2 separate regions of the Homo sapiens genome follow, and region 1 is linked to region 2. The links are chromatin contacts, found by Hi-C in ENCODE. All regions are on one chromosome and are shown on one strand. Each heading gives the region's core, a stretch centred on a gene start or an enhancer-like site at or near the end of the contact. The rest is flanking DNA. Distances are from core to core; before and after follow the strand shown.

The links. Hi-C counts contacts between places; a loop is a spot of excess contacts on that map. Pooled maps may share reads with other maps.
Region 1: a loop to region 2 is called in a pooled map, with 4 times the contacts of the local background. The contact joins the enhancer-like site here to the promoter of MDM2 in region 2. A Hi-C loop is called at or near these places in 3 of 50 pooled maps.

What each region holds. Positions count from the first base shown.
Region 1 is chr12:66,284,725-66,292,239 of GRCh38, reverse strand. No RefSeq gene overlaps it. Among named protein-coding and RNA genes, the nearest start is that of HELB, 14 kb to the left of the region's middle. Within about 2 kb of position 1,304, at least 2 of the 41 ENCODE cell types and tissues checked have a DNase peak (open chromatin) inside an H3K27ac peak, as active enhancers do.
Region 2 is chr12:68,805,583-68,812,647 of GRCh38, reverse strand. It overlaps MDM2 (MDM2 proto-oncogene), which reads right to left and starts at 4,471. Exons shown (of 11, transcript NM_002392.6): 1 at 4,157-4,471; 2 at 3,356-3,440. The coding sequence starts at 4,170. RefSeq lists enhancers at 3,494-3,883, 2,983-4,182 and a silencer at 4,384-4,773.

The DNA of each region.
Region 1 (7,515 bases), core at 55-2,554, 2.5 Mb after region 2:
ATATATTTGAGCATTCCACAGAGTCACTCTTGTTGCAAAAGATAAACTACATTCAGATCAGCAGGTCTGTTTTCCTGATTTATTTTAAATGGCTGGAAATTTCCTCCATTTGTGACAAGATTTCATATACAACATCCACTTCTGGCCAAGAAGGGAGAAAATCATCCTGCATTGGAGAAAAGTGAGATATGAAGAACTAGGTTGGAATAATGATGAGCAAAAAGGGAAAGAATGACTGAAAGGGAGACAGGAAGGAGAATGTGGAAAGATAATGTGATGAAGATATGGACAGCAGATGCAGGGGAGTTTCAAAAGAGTTGGAAAATTCTCCTTTAAAAAACAAAGCCATAATGCAGTAATAACTCGTGTTACACAATGCAGAATTCATTAAAGAATGCAAAATCTCTGAGATTTTATTTTTGATGTAAGAAAACATAGGCTGTGAGTGGTGGCTCATGCTGTAATCCCAGCACTTTGGGAGGCCAAGGCGGGTGGATCACCTGAGGTTAGGAGTCTGAGACCAGCCTGGCCAACATGGTGAAACCCATTCTCTACTAAAAATACAAAAAATTAGCCGGGCGTGGTGGCAGGCACCTATAATCCCAGCTGCTCGGGAGGCTGAGGCAGGAGAATTGTTTGAATCTGGGAGGCTGACGTTGCAGTTAGCGGAGATGGTGCCACTGCACTCCAGCCTACGTGACAGAGCAAGACTCTGTTTTTGTTTTTGTTTTTTTTCTGAAAACAAACAAACAAAAAAACCCCAGAATTTGGAGAGTACAAAGACAATGCTTTCACACTCAGAAAACAGAACAATTTTATATATTTAACTTCCTCCCTTAATTATAAACAACAACAATTATAATGGCTAATACTGAGTGTTTACATTGTGCTTTCCACACATCACAAAGTCCTCTCCTTCAATTAACTCATTTACTCTTCACAAAAGCCTCATGAAATAGTTAACATTAAAGCATCTATCTTACTTATGAGGAAACTTCTGCTGAGAGGTTAGATAACTTGCTTAAAGTTGGGAGTGGCTGAACCATGACTTGAACCTAAGAAGTCAGGCTCCAGTGACCGTGCTCTTTGCTGCTACATGTTCAGGCACAGCTCTGTGTTCTAAATATCTCTGCATGCACCCAGGAACCAACCTGGGGCTGTGAGGAGGCATACACTGCAGCATAGTATCAATCTCCTTGATTTGTTGCCTCTCTTTTGTTTGAGATTTGTAAAACAGATACACACTTCTCTGGGACCTTAGGGTAAAACCACAACAGTTGCAAAGTTACCACAACCTCTTGTCATCTCTAAGTGACAAATAACTTGAATTGCAAGGTTACTTGTTTTTTACACTGCTGCTGGATGAGCCTGTAAGAACTCTGTACACAGGGGTCTAAGATAAATAGCACATTGATATGGCTTGGCGGTGTCCCCACCCAAATCTCATCTTGAATTGCAGCACCTGTAATTCCCACATGTCTTGGGAGGAACCTGGTGGGAGGCAACTGAATCATGGGAGTGGGTCTTTTCTGTGCTGTTCTCGTGATAGTGAATAAGTCTCGTGAGATCTGATGGTTTTAAAAAGGGGAGTTCTCCTACACAAGCTCTCTTGCCTACCACCATGTAAGACATCCTTTGCTCTTCCTTTGTCTTCTGCCATGATTGTGAGGCCTCCCTAGCAATGTGGAACTGTGAGTCCATTAAACCTCTTTCCTTTTAAATTACCTGGTCTCAGGTCTTTAAATCAGTCTTTATTCACGGCGTGAGAACAGACTGATATATGCTACATACAGGATAAATAAATGTTCTTTACCTCTTTCCTGGGTGGCTCTGTTTTGGAGAGATTATTGTTGGCTGACATCTTTCCCATAATATTTGGCCATAAGTTTTTATTTTGAGAGAAACTACTTTTGTCCAACTCTTCAAAAACTCCACCTATGATCTCTTTGCTAAATGATATCATTGTTGAAGTACAGCAGTAAGCACAAGATTTAAGCATTTCTGATTTAAGCACTACTCCCCGAATTGTGTTTTTCCTGGTTTTCTGAAATATCTCTATGAGGGCCAGGCATGCTGGCTTACGCCTGTAATCCCAGCACTTTGGGAGGCAGAGGTGGGTGGATCACTTGAGGTCAAGAGTTCAAGACCAGACTTGCCAACATGGTAAAACCCCATCTCTACTAAAAATGCAAAACATACAAACATCAGGCAGGCATGGATGGTGGCAGGTGCCTGTAATCCCAGCTACTCAGGAAGCTGAGGCAGGAGAATTGCTTAAACCCAGGAGGCGGAGGTTGCGGTGAGCTGAGATCACACCACGGCACTCCACCCCAGGCGATCCCCATGTCACATTCAGGGCCATCCCTGGGGATATTTTGCAGGTGCTCTGTCATGTAAACAGCTTAAGCCATTCCAAATCTATCTGTCGATACCATTTCAGTAGCTCAACTGCACAGAAACCTTAAAATACATACATACATACATACATACATACATACATACATACATACATACATATATGCATACATACTGTATTACCCAACGGGAGTTACTGGCTTGCCAGGTCACCCTCCCAAAACCTGGGCCTGGCCAGAGAATACCAGAGTGACTGTATAGGCAGGCTTCATGGAACTCCTCAGTGTATCTGGTTGACCTCATCCATGGGACAGAGGGTTAGAGAGCACCCCAAATGGAAGAACAAGGATGGGGGCCCACATGGGGTTCCAACCCAAGTTTGCAACACCCCACCCAGATGGCACTGCCAATATCAGCTGGTCCCAAGTACCAGAGGAAGTCTTAGAAGATTTGAGGAAAGCACTTCAAAGAATGGAGTCCCCTGAGGCCAGGTTAAGAACCCTGCTTACTCCAGTGTAAGAGTCATACCAACACCCGACTCTATACCTTTCTCCCCTAACTTATTATGACTTCCTCCTGATTGGCTGCACAACTTCTACATTCTTTCTTTTTGTGTCAATCAACCTCATAGTGTACATGTATTATTAATATATTACTATCTTACACTGCACCTTGTTCCTTCTTATTGATTTTATCAAACATAACCTCCTCTGTTGTAGTCCTCAATTAGATATGGTCTAGACCCAATCCCCTCTCATCTACTCAGGGATATCACTTCAGCAATTCTCCCTTCTTTCTTATATCATTTACTTTTCTCTTTTTTGAATTATTTCCATCAGCACACAAAAATACAGTTGCCTTTGCCATCTCAAAAGATCCTTTCTTTGGGAGGCCGAGACAGGTGGATCACTTGAAGTCAGGAGTTCAAGACCAGCCTGGTCAACATGGAGAAACCCCATCTCTACTAAAAACACAAAAATTAGACCAGGTACAATGACTCACACCTGTAATCCCAGCACTTTGAAAGGCCGAGGCAGGCGGATCACCTGAGGTCAGGAGTTCGAGACCAGCCTGGCCAACGTGGTGAAACCCCATCTCCACTAAAAATACAAAAAATTAGCCAGGCATGGTGGCTTCGGCCTGTAGTCCCATCTACTCTGGAGGCTGAGGCAGGAGAATCGCTTGAACCCAGGAAGGAGAGGTTGCAGTGAACTGAGATTGCACCACTGCACTCCAGCCTGGGCAACAGGGTGAGACTCCATCTCAAAAAAATCAATCAATATAAATAAATGAATGAATACATAAATACACAAAAATTAGCCAGGCATGGTGGTGCACATCTGTAGTCCCAGCTACATGGGAGGCTAAGGCTGAAGAATCACTTGAACTCGGGAGCGGAGGTTTCAGTGAGCTGAGATCGTGCCACTGCACTCCAGCCTGAGTGACAAAGCAAGACTCTGTTTCAAAAAAAAAAGAAAAAAAATTTTGTTTGTCCTCCCCTCCCCACCAGCTACCTTCTCATTTCCTTGCTCCTGCAGCAAAACCACTTGAAAGGGCTATCTGTACTTATTATCTGCTCCTCCTCTCCTTCAGCACCGACTCAGCTTGAGTTCCGGTTGTACTCTGCACAGAGGCATTTGGTAGAGAAGAAGGGCACAGATGGAGACTAATATCTACTCCATTCTCTGCTTGCCAGGCAGAAAGCTTGACATAGGACTTTGTCATGGTTGGAGAAGAAACATTTGGAAATTGGTTTATCCAGAAGCACCACCTTTTTCAATTGGCCAGCCTGAAGCAGGCCCCTCTTCTAATTCTAGAAAAGGTCCTGCATGTGTTTAGGATAGACTTGTTCTCCTGGTCTTTGTTAGCCCACTTCAATGAGGTTTCCAACCCAACACATCCCTGAAATTCCTCTGGTGCAGGGTCACCAGTGACTTCCACATGGCTAAATGCAATGGTTAGTACATTTGTTTTCTATTGCTGCTATAACAAATTACCCCAAACCCAGTGGTTGAAAACAACACAAATTTATTATCACCCAGTTCTTAAGGTCAGAAGTTTAAAATGGGGAAGCAGGGCTGCTTTCCTTCTGGGTGCTCCAGGGTACAATCATTCCTTGCCACATCCCTCAGACCTCTGTGTCCACGGTCACACTGCCTTCTCTGACTTTGACTCTGAATCTTTTGCCTCCCTCTTATAAGGACCCTTGTGATTACATCGGGCCCACATGGACAATCCAGGATAATCTCCCCATCTCCAGATCCTTAACATTAACCACATCTCCAAAGTTCTTCTTGCCATGTAAGACAATATAGTCACAGGTTCTGGGGATTAAGATGTGGACATCTTTGTGGGGCTGGGAGGACATTAATTAGCCTACTACAGTTGTTCTCAGTTGTTCTCTTATTGACCTGTCAGCAGTATTTGATGTCCCTGATCTGTCCTTCTATCTGAACACATTTTCATCTCTTGGTTTCTGGCATGCCGCGATCTTTCAGTTGTCTCCCTCCTTCATGGCTGCTCTGTCTGAGTAGCCTCCTTGGCCTTCCTTACTTTCCATGACCACTCTGTCCTTAGTCTTCTCTTATCTGTCCAGACTCCATTCACTCTTATGGCCTTGAGTATCACCTATATGTTGTGGTTCTTATATTTATATCACTGTCTATACATCACTGTTTTCTTTCTTCTTCTTTTTTTTTTTTTTTTAGACGGAGTCTCGTTTTGTCGCCCAGGCTGGAGTGCAGTGGCACAATCTCGGCTCACCGCAACCTCCGCCTCCTGGGTTCAAGCGATTCTCCTGCCTCAGCCTCCCGAGTAGCTGGGATTATAGGCACGTGCCACAGTGCCCAGCTAATTTTTGTATTTTTAGTAGAGACAGGGTTCCACTGTGTTGTCCAGGCTGGTTTTGAACTCCTGACCTCAAGTGATCCACCTGCCTCGACCTCCCAAAGTGTTGAGATTACAGGCGTGAACCACTGCGCCCGGCCTTATACATCACTTTTAAACTACAAACTTGTACTTCCAACTGCCTGCTTAACATCGCCAGTTAAATATCTTTTAAAACTTGACAGGATCAAACAGGAATTCCTGACCATTCTTCCTCCCCAGATCTGCTCTACCTACAGTCTTCCCCATCTCAGTTAATGGTAACTTCATCCTTTGGTTGCTCCCGCCAAACTCTTTGGAGTTAATCCTAACTTTTCTCTGTTTCCTGCGTCCCATGCACAATCCATCACCAAATCTCATTGGCTCTACCTTCGAAACATACCCAGAATCCAATCACTTCTCACCACCTCTGCTGCTCCCACCCTGGTCTCAGCTGCCTCCCTCTCTGTGCTGGCTTATTCCAATAATCTCCTAACGGACCTCCTGCTTCCAATTTTGCTTCCTACAGCATTTTTTTTTTCCAGTGGAGCTGCTATAATGATTCTTTTGAAACAGGTCAGATTGTATTAACTCCTTTGCTCAAAACCCTGCAAGAGCTCCACATCACACTCGCAGTGAAAGCAAAGCCTATTAGGCCTTACATGCTCTGCCCTTCCATCAGTCTCTCTGGCCTTCTCACTTCCTGCTCTCCCTTTGCTCATTTTGCTTCAGCTACACTGGCCCAGCCCCCTTGTTGTTCCTTGAACACATCAGATATGATTCTCCCAGAGAGTTCTTGAACTGTCTCCTCTCTTTGTCTAGAATAGTTTTCCCAGGGAACTGTGTGGCTAACTCCCTCGCTATCTTTGTGTTTTTGCTTAAGAAAAAAGATTATCATCTTCTCAATGGGGCTTACTCTGTCCAGCAGACCAAAGGCCCTTTGTGGCAATGTGAATTGCTAGAAACTTTTGAAATTAATTATATAATGTCTTTTTTTTTTTTTTTTTTTGAGACAGAGTCTTGCTGTTGGCCAGGCTGGAGTGCAGTGATGCGATGTCAGCTCACTTCAACCTCTGCCTCTTGGGTTCAAGCGATTCTCCTGCCTCAGCCTCCCAGGTAGCTAGGACTACAGGCAAGTGCCACCACGCCCAGCTAATTTTTTGTATTTTTTTTTTTTTTCAGTAGAGACAGGGTTTCACCATGTTATCCAGTATGGTCTCGATCTCCTGACCTCGTGATCTGCCCGCCTTGGCCTCCCAAAGTGCTGGGATTACAGGCGTGAGCCACTGCACCCAGCCGATTATATAATGTCTTTTAAAATCTATCAACACATTCTTTAATATAGCACTTCCATGTTGGAGAATCTCTCCTATAGAAATGAGAGCACCACTGTGCAAGAATATTTATTGTACTATTTCTCATAGGCCAAAAGCAACTAGAAACAATCAGATTGCTCATCAATAGAAAAATTATTGAATTTATTATGGTAAATCAAATTAAAAAACATTATGTAGTGATTAAAAAGAATTAAGTTAGAAGCTTAAGGATGTCAGTGCTGTCTAATTAAGTAAAATGGCACATTGCAGAGTAATGTGTAAAGTATTATTAGCTTTTTGAAAAACAACAGCAAAACAAAAGTCTGCATAACTGTTTTAAGACCATGGTAGAAGTGTAACTGGGTACACACTAAGCTGTCAACATCAGTCACCAAGATGATATGAGAATAGAATAGAATAAAGTAGGAAATAATTGACTTTTTCATAAAATACTTTTGTATTGTTTTTTTCATTAACATGCACACAATTCAGTAATTAAAATTAATTTTTTAGTTTAAATAATGATTTTAACATCAAATCTTTTTTTTTTGTCTTCTCACTAGTGGTTGCTGAGAAGAACCCTACCTGATTAATGAGAGTCAGGCTACTATTCTATTTGCCTTTATTATACACTAAACTCTGGTTGTATCTACCAATTTTTGTACCTTGGTGCTCACCTACTATAGAAATCAGGTACTATAGGAATCTACTAATTTTTGTATCTTGATGCTCACCTACTATAGGAATCAGCTCTCTTGGAAATTCAAGGAAACATTCCTCTTCAGTTTATATTGAAGATAATCATCTAATCTTCCTTATCCCTGCTGGCTCCATCCTTTACTCCTCACCCCCGTTCCTCAGCTCTAGCCAGAACTGTTTCTGTTGTAAAGGTAATATTTTATAGGCTTGTACACACTCAGTGTGCAAAAATATGATTTTCTTTACTTTGCTAAGGCTGAACTTGAGTTTTGTATCAGGC
Region 2 (7,065 bases), core at 3,222-5,721:
AGAGACTCCACCTCTACAAAAAAAATTTAAAAACTAAAACAAAAACAGGTAACAGGCCAAAGTTGGCTGACAGGCTAACATTTGCCTGCCCCTTATCTAGAGGTTTTACAAATGGTCTTGAGAAAAATAATTGTCATGGGGGAGGGGAATGTAATATACTATGCACTTTCTCCCTTCCTTTTGGTTTATCAAAATCTGCAAAACTCAAGTATCTTTACAGCTTGCCACTACCACACAAACTGGTACCTCTGCACCTCTCTTTAATATGCCCCGGTCCTCTGTCTAACTTTAAAATCTGACAGCACCCCCATTGGGGATGCCTTAAAAACAGATTTTTAAAAATTGCCTATTTCCAGCTAATCAATAAAACAAATATTATTTAACAATTGAAAAATTTAAAATACATATAGAATTGAATTATTAATTTTTCTGATCACTTTTTTTTTTTTTAACTGTGCTTACATATGCACTTTACTTTCAGGCTAAAGAATGGACTCTCTCAAAAAAGATTTAAAAATAACCTTTTTTCTCCTGAATTTTTATTATATGCTATATTAGCTTCAAATTAGATAAAATAATTCAAAGTAAAAATCTGTAATGGAAGCCAGGTGCAGTGGCTCAGGTCTGTAATCCCAGCACTTTGGGAGGCCGAGGCAGGCAGATCACCTGAGGTCAGGAGTGTGAGACCAGCCTGGCCAACACAGTGAAACTCCGTCTCTATTAAATATACAAAAATTACCCAGGTGTGGGCCAGGCGCAGTGGCTCATGCCTTTAATCCCAGCACTTTGGGAGGCCAAGACAGGCAGATCAGGAGGTCAGAAGTTCAAGACCAGCCTGGACAACATGGTGAAACCCTATCTCTACTAAAAGTACAAAAATTATCCGGGTGTGGAGGTGGGTGCCTGTAATCCCAGCTACTCGGGAGGCTGCGGCAGAATTGCTTGAACCCAGGAAGCAGAGGTTGCAGTGAGCCGAGATCATGCCACTGCACTCCAGCCTGGGCAACAGACCAAGACTCAGTCTCAAAAAAAAAAAAAAAAAAAAATCTGTAATGGAAAGCCATCAGTATATTAGTGACTTAAAAGACATGTATTAATGAGAAAACAGCTATAAAAGATAATAGCATTTGTAATCTTACATTGAAGAACAAGAAGGTAAATTACAGGTGAAGATCTAAATATTTAAAAAATTTAAATCTAGAAGAAAATATAGGAATATATTTGCAAGATCTTGGGACAGGAGAGTTCTTCCAAAGCATGATATGAAATTCAAAAGCCAACAAATTTTACTTCACAGAATTGTTCTCAATGGGGAAAAGACAACATAAAATTAAATGCTACATTAGTAAACAACAAAAGTTAAATATACTTGAAACACATAGAGCTACTCCAATTACTAAGAAAAATTTTAAAAAACTAAAAGGAAAATGGACAGATAAGACTAGGCAAGTCCCAGAAGAAATAAATGACTTAACAAAATGGAGGCCTGGTGCAGTGATTCACGCCTGTAATCCCAGCACTTTGGGAGGCCGAGGCAGGCAGATCACCTGAAGTTGGGAGTTCAAGACCAGCCTGACCAACATGGAAAAACCCCATCTCTACTAAAAATACAAAATTAGCTGAGCGTGGTGGCGCATGCCTGTAATCCCAGCTACTCCAGAGGCTGAGGCAAGAGAATCGCTTGAACCCGTGAGGCAGAGGTTGCAATGAGACAAGATCTCGCCATTGCACTCCAGCCTGGGCAACAGGAGTGAAACTCTGTCTCAAAAAAAACAAAAACAAAAACAAAAAGGAAAGGTGCCCAGCCTCACCAAGAAACTAGAGAAAAATGAATTTAAACAATGGTACAGTACCTTTTATCAAAAAAATAGTAATAATAATAAAAGAGGCCAGGCGCAGTGACTCACGCCTGTAATCCCAGCACTTTGGGAGGCCGAGGCGGGCGGATCACCAGGTCAGGGGATCAAGATCATCCTGGCTAACATGGTGAAACCCCGTCTCTACTAAAAATACAAAAAATTAGCCGGGCGTGGTGGTGGGCGCCTGTAGTCCCAGCTACTCGGGAGGCTGAGGCAGGGGAATGGCGTGAACCCGGGGAACGGAGATTGCAGTGAGCCGAGATTGTGCCACTGCACTCCAGCCTGGGAGACAGAGCAAGACTCCGCCTCAAAAAAAATAATAATAATAATAATTAAAGATTGGTGATATTCAGTATTGGCAGGAGTGAAACTGTTAGAGCCTTTTGGTGAGCAAGTTACCAGTAGCAATCAAATAGTAAAATTGAGAACTCAGGAGTTCTAATTCTCTAAAATCTTTTTCTTTTCTTTTTTTTTTTTTTAGACGGAGTTTCGCTCTTATCGCCCAGGCTGGAGTGAAATGGCGCAATCTTGGCTCACCGCAACCTCTGCCTCCTGGGTTCAAGCGATTCTCCTGCCCCAGCCTCCTCAGCAGGGGATTATAGGCGCGCGCCACCATGCCCGACTAATTTTTGTATTTTTAGTAGAGACAGGTTTTCACCATGTTGGCCAGGCTAGTCTTGAACTCCTCATCTCAGGTGATCGGTCCGCCTTGGCCTCCCAAAGTGATGGGATTACAGGGGTGAGCCACCGAGGCCAGCCTATAATTCTATAAAATCTTTCTTACAGAAATAGTCACACGGGATGCATGTACAAAGCGGCACTATCTGTAATACTCAAAAACAGGAGGCAATTTTTAAAAACCTATCAGTAAAGGCATAAATAATTTTTAAAATGGTATACTCATGCTGTGGAATACTATGCAGCCATTAAAAAGAATTCTGTAGACTTTATTTATTGACAAGGATGCAAGTCACAGAACAACTACAGTTTCATCTTGTTAGTACAACAAACAGGACAATAACATAGATTTAAATTCAAATGTAAATATATGTGGGTACGCACACAAAAAATCTAAAAGGAAACATGGAGCAAAAAGCCTGGAATTTTCAGGTTTTACTTTAAAATTTCTCTAATGACAAAAATCTTTAAAACAAGCACGAATAACTTTTTTGACTTTTAGAAACCATTTTTAAAAATTAAATACTGGGAGGTCAAAAAGGAAAAAAAAATCAGTCACGTAACAAACGTAACTTCAACCACGCTTAACAATGTAATGGAACTAATTTTTAAAGCAAATGTGGCAAATGGCTAAAAAAATACTGACCAGTTCTTAACAGTTTTTAACTCCACGCAGTTACGCCAGAGGTAGCACACTTTAAGCTATGCACATACAATTTTATTTACAGAGCCATGCTACAATTGAGGTATACGAAATTTAGTTTATCACTTCATAAAATAAATTATTCTTAAAAGTTACACGAGACAAAAATACTAACCAGGGTCTCTTGTTCCGAAGCTGGAATCTGTGAGGTGGTTACAGCACCATCAGTAGGTACAGACATGTTGGTATTGCACATTTGCCTACAAGGAAAAAAAAGACACGATGAAAACTGGAAATCATGAAACATCTGTGGAAAATACATCATATATAAAGAACATAAACAACAGTTAAAACTAAAGCTACAAGCAAGTCGGTGCTTACCTGGATCAGCAGAGAAAAAGTGGCGTGCGTCCGTGCCCACAGGTCTACCCTCCAATCGCCACTGAACACAGCTGGGAAAATGCATGGTTTAAATAGCCCCAGCTGGAGACAAGTCAGGACTTAACTCCTTTTACTGCAGTTTCGGAACGTGTCTGAACTTGACCAGCTCAAGAGGAAAAGCTGAGTCAACCTGCCCACTGAACCGGCCCAATCCCGCCCAGACTACGCGCAGCGTTCACACTAGTGACCCGACAGGCACCTGCGATCATCCGGACCTCCCGCGCCGAAGCGGCCCCGCAGCCCCCGGCCCCCGTGACCTTTACCCTGAACTCCCGCGGAGACCTCCGAACCACCCCCACCCCCACCGCCGCGAGAGCCGTCCGAAATCCCGCCCTCCTCCCTGGCGGCGACTGCCTAGCCCCAGTCCAACAAAACCTCCGCAAAGCCACGTGCCCCATGCCCCGCGCCCCGCGCCCCGAGCCCCCAGCCACGAACCGCACAAAGGCTGCGAACGGGCAGAGGCTGGGAACCAGCGATAGAGGGGACACCGTCAGAGCCCAGACCCAAAAGTGACCGCTCGCTGCCGGGCCAGTACCTGCTCCTCACCATCCGGGGTTTTCGCGCTTGGAGTCGGGGGTCCCTCAAGACTCCCCAGTTTCCTTCACGGGGCGCGCGGAAGCACGACGCCCTGGGCCTCGGGGATCATTCCACTCTCCGGGCCAGGGCACTGGGCGCTCGTACGCACTAATCCGGGGAGGGACGGTGCTCCTGGCTGCGAAAGCAGCAGGATCTCGGTCAGAGGGGTCGCGGCCGCCCCTCGGGCTCGGCTTCTTGCTCCATCTTTCCGACACACAGGGCCACACAGGCCCCAGAAGCAGCCAAGCTCGCCGCGGTGCCTCGGTGCGCGCCCCCTACCGCCCGAGGGGAGCGCGCGGGTCGTCGCGGCGCATCCGGGCATTTGTGCGCGCGCACACAACCGGCCCCGCTTCCGCCAATTGGGTCCGGGGCTCGGCCGCACCACCTCCGGGATGATGGAGTGGGGGGTGTCGCCCCGCGGGCGCGGCGGGCTGTGAGGCGGGGTGGGGGTGTTGGCCGCGAGCTGAGAGGGTGGGGCTCGGCCTGGCGCGGAGCCAGCAAGGTTTGGCGCTGTGACACTCCTTTAGCCGTTGCGCTATGTTTGTATTTCTTGTGTTTACACTTCCCGCCCGCGGTGGAAACTGCGACAAATGCGGATCTCCGTGTCGCTGTTACCAAAAAGAAACCAAAATTAACAGCTGTTTAATATATTAAGCCCACTCCACCAGCCGCTGGAGTTGTACCCAAATGAGTTATTTTAAGGCCTGTTTTTAAAAAAGATTAAAAATAGCACTTAAGGCAGGCTTATACACCGGTGCATACAGCTGTTCTGGTTGGAGAACGAAGATGCTGGTTACCGTTGGCGGGGAGGGGAGCGGTTACTCTGCGCTTTTAGAATGTTTGGGTTTGGCTGGGCGCGGTGGCTCACGCTTGTAATCCCATCACTTTGGGTAGGCCGAGGCGGGTGGATCACTTGAGGTCAGGAGTTCAAGACCAACCTGGCCAACATGGGAAACGCCGTCTCTACTAAAAACTACAAAAATTAGTCGGGCGTGGTGGCGGTCACCTGTAATCCCAGCTACTCTACTCCGGAGGCTGAGGCAGGACAATCCTGTGAACCCGGGAGGCAGAGGCTGCAGTGAGCCAAGATCATGCCATTGCACTCCAGCCTGGGCGACAGGGCAAGACTCTCAAAAAAACAAAAACAAAGTTTGGGTTTGTTAATCTACACATTCATTATCATTAAAATATATACTTATATATTATGCACTCATTCTGACTCACCTACTTTCCCACAGAGATGTGGCAAAAACGTTTTTGATGCGGTCTCATAAATTGAGGACATAAAGAATTGAGTTAGCTAAACCCAAAAACACAGCCATTGCAAAGAAGGAACACGTTTCTTCTCTGGCCAGTAAGTGATTAGCTCCTTGTGAACAAGGACCTTTTTTTATAAAGTTATATCCTTCCCTTCTGCAGCTTTTTTTTTTTTATAAAGTTATATCCTTCCCTTCTCCCGCTTCCCAGCCTACCAGAAAGGAAACTTCCTTAAACATAGTGGTCACTCAGTTGATTTAAGTTGATTGCCAATATTATTAACTTAAGAGATTTAATATGTGGCTTTTAAAAAGATAATCTCATCTTCATCAGATCATATACAGTGGGGTTTCTAATAGACTCAGTGCTTGACCCTGGATGAAAGAAAATCTCAAGCAGTGAGAAAATGTAAGCATGAAAAGATAAGTGATAGGCTGCGCACGGTGGCTCACGCTTGTAATCCCAGCACTTTGGGAGGCTGAGGTGGGTGGATCACGAGGTTAGGAGTTCGAGACCAGCCTGGCCAAGATGGTGAAACCTTGTCTCTACTAAAAATACAAAAATTAGCCGGGCCCCGTGGCGGGCGCCTGTAATCCTAGCCACTTGGGAGGCTGAGGCAGAAGAATCGCTTGATCTCGGGAGGCAGAGGTTGCAGTGAGCGGAGATCGCGCCACTGCAGTCCAGCCTGGGTGACAGAGCAAGACTCCATCTCAGAAGAAAAAAAAAAAAAAAGAGATAAGTGATAGAGGTTGATATTTGTTAAATATCAAGTGAACGAATGGGTTTGTGCTATAAAAGTTCAGAGACAGAATTAATTGCTTAGTAAATGCTGGAGGCAGTTCACAAAGGCCTCAGAGATCACACATATTTTGTGTCTTGAAAGATGGTGAGACTTAAATAAAAGCAGAGAATATTCCAGGCACAAGAAAATTATCAAAAAATACAGAAAGGAAAATATAAGAGGACTGTTTGAGATACAATAAATAAATCCGTTTGACTTGCATGAAAGTCAAGAAGAAGTTTTAAGAACTTGGAGTCTCCTTAAATGCCAAGCAAGGAAATTTGGGCTTTCGACAGAGTAGACATTAGAAGCATAAAAACAAGTGATTTGCTTCAAACTGTATTTTAACAGGACCACCAAGAGTAGATTCAAACTCAGAATAGTCGGGCCGGCTGCCTTCTGGACCGACTTTCCCCCTTCTCATTGGCCTTGTGCTTTGAAAAAATTATCTTGACAAAATTATTAGAGCAGAAAAAAAAAGGCAGAACTGATAAGATTAGTCCTTTTCTAATGGAACCAGAAAAGAAGGGTCAGAAATGAAGGCAGAAGGGAGAAGCGGGGGTGGGGGAGAGAGAGAGAAGTAAAAAGGATTCACTCAAGAACCTGGTATTCAAAACTACGTGTACCAGCACTACCACAGCAGTATGACTCAGTGTCCACCTAAAGCATGATGATACTGCTTACCAAAAAAAGTCTGGAGGGAATGAAAAGTTGGGTTAGTTTTAAGTTATGGGTCACAGAACAGAATTCGGTGGTAAAAAGCTTAGGCTGGGAACAGAGCTTGAAACAGCAAAGGAATGAGAGGAACGACCAAAAAGCCAAGGACCATA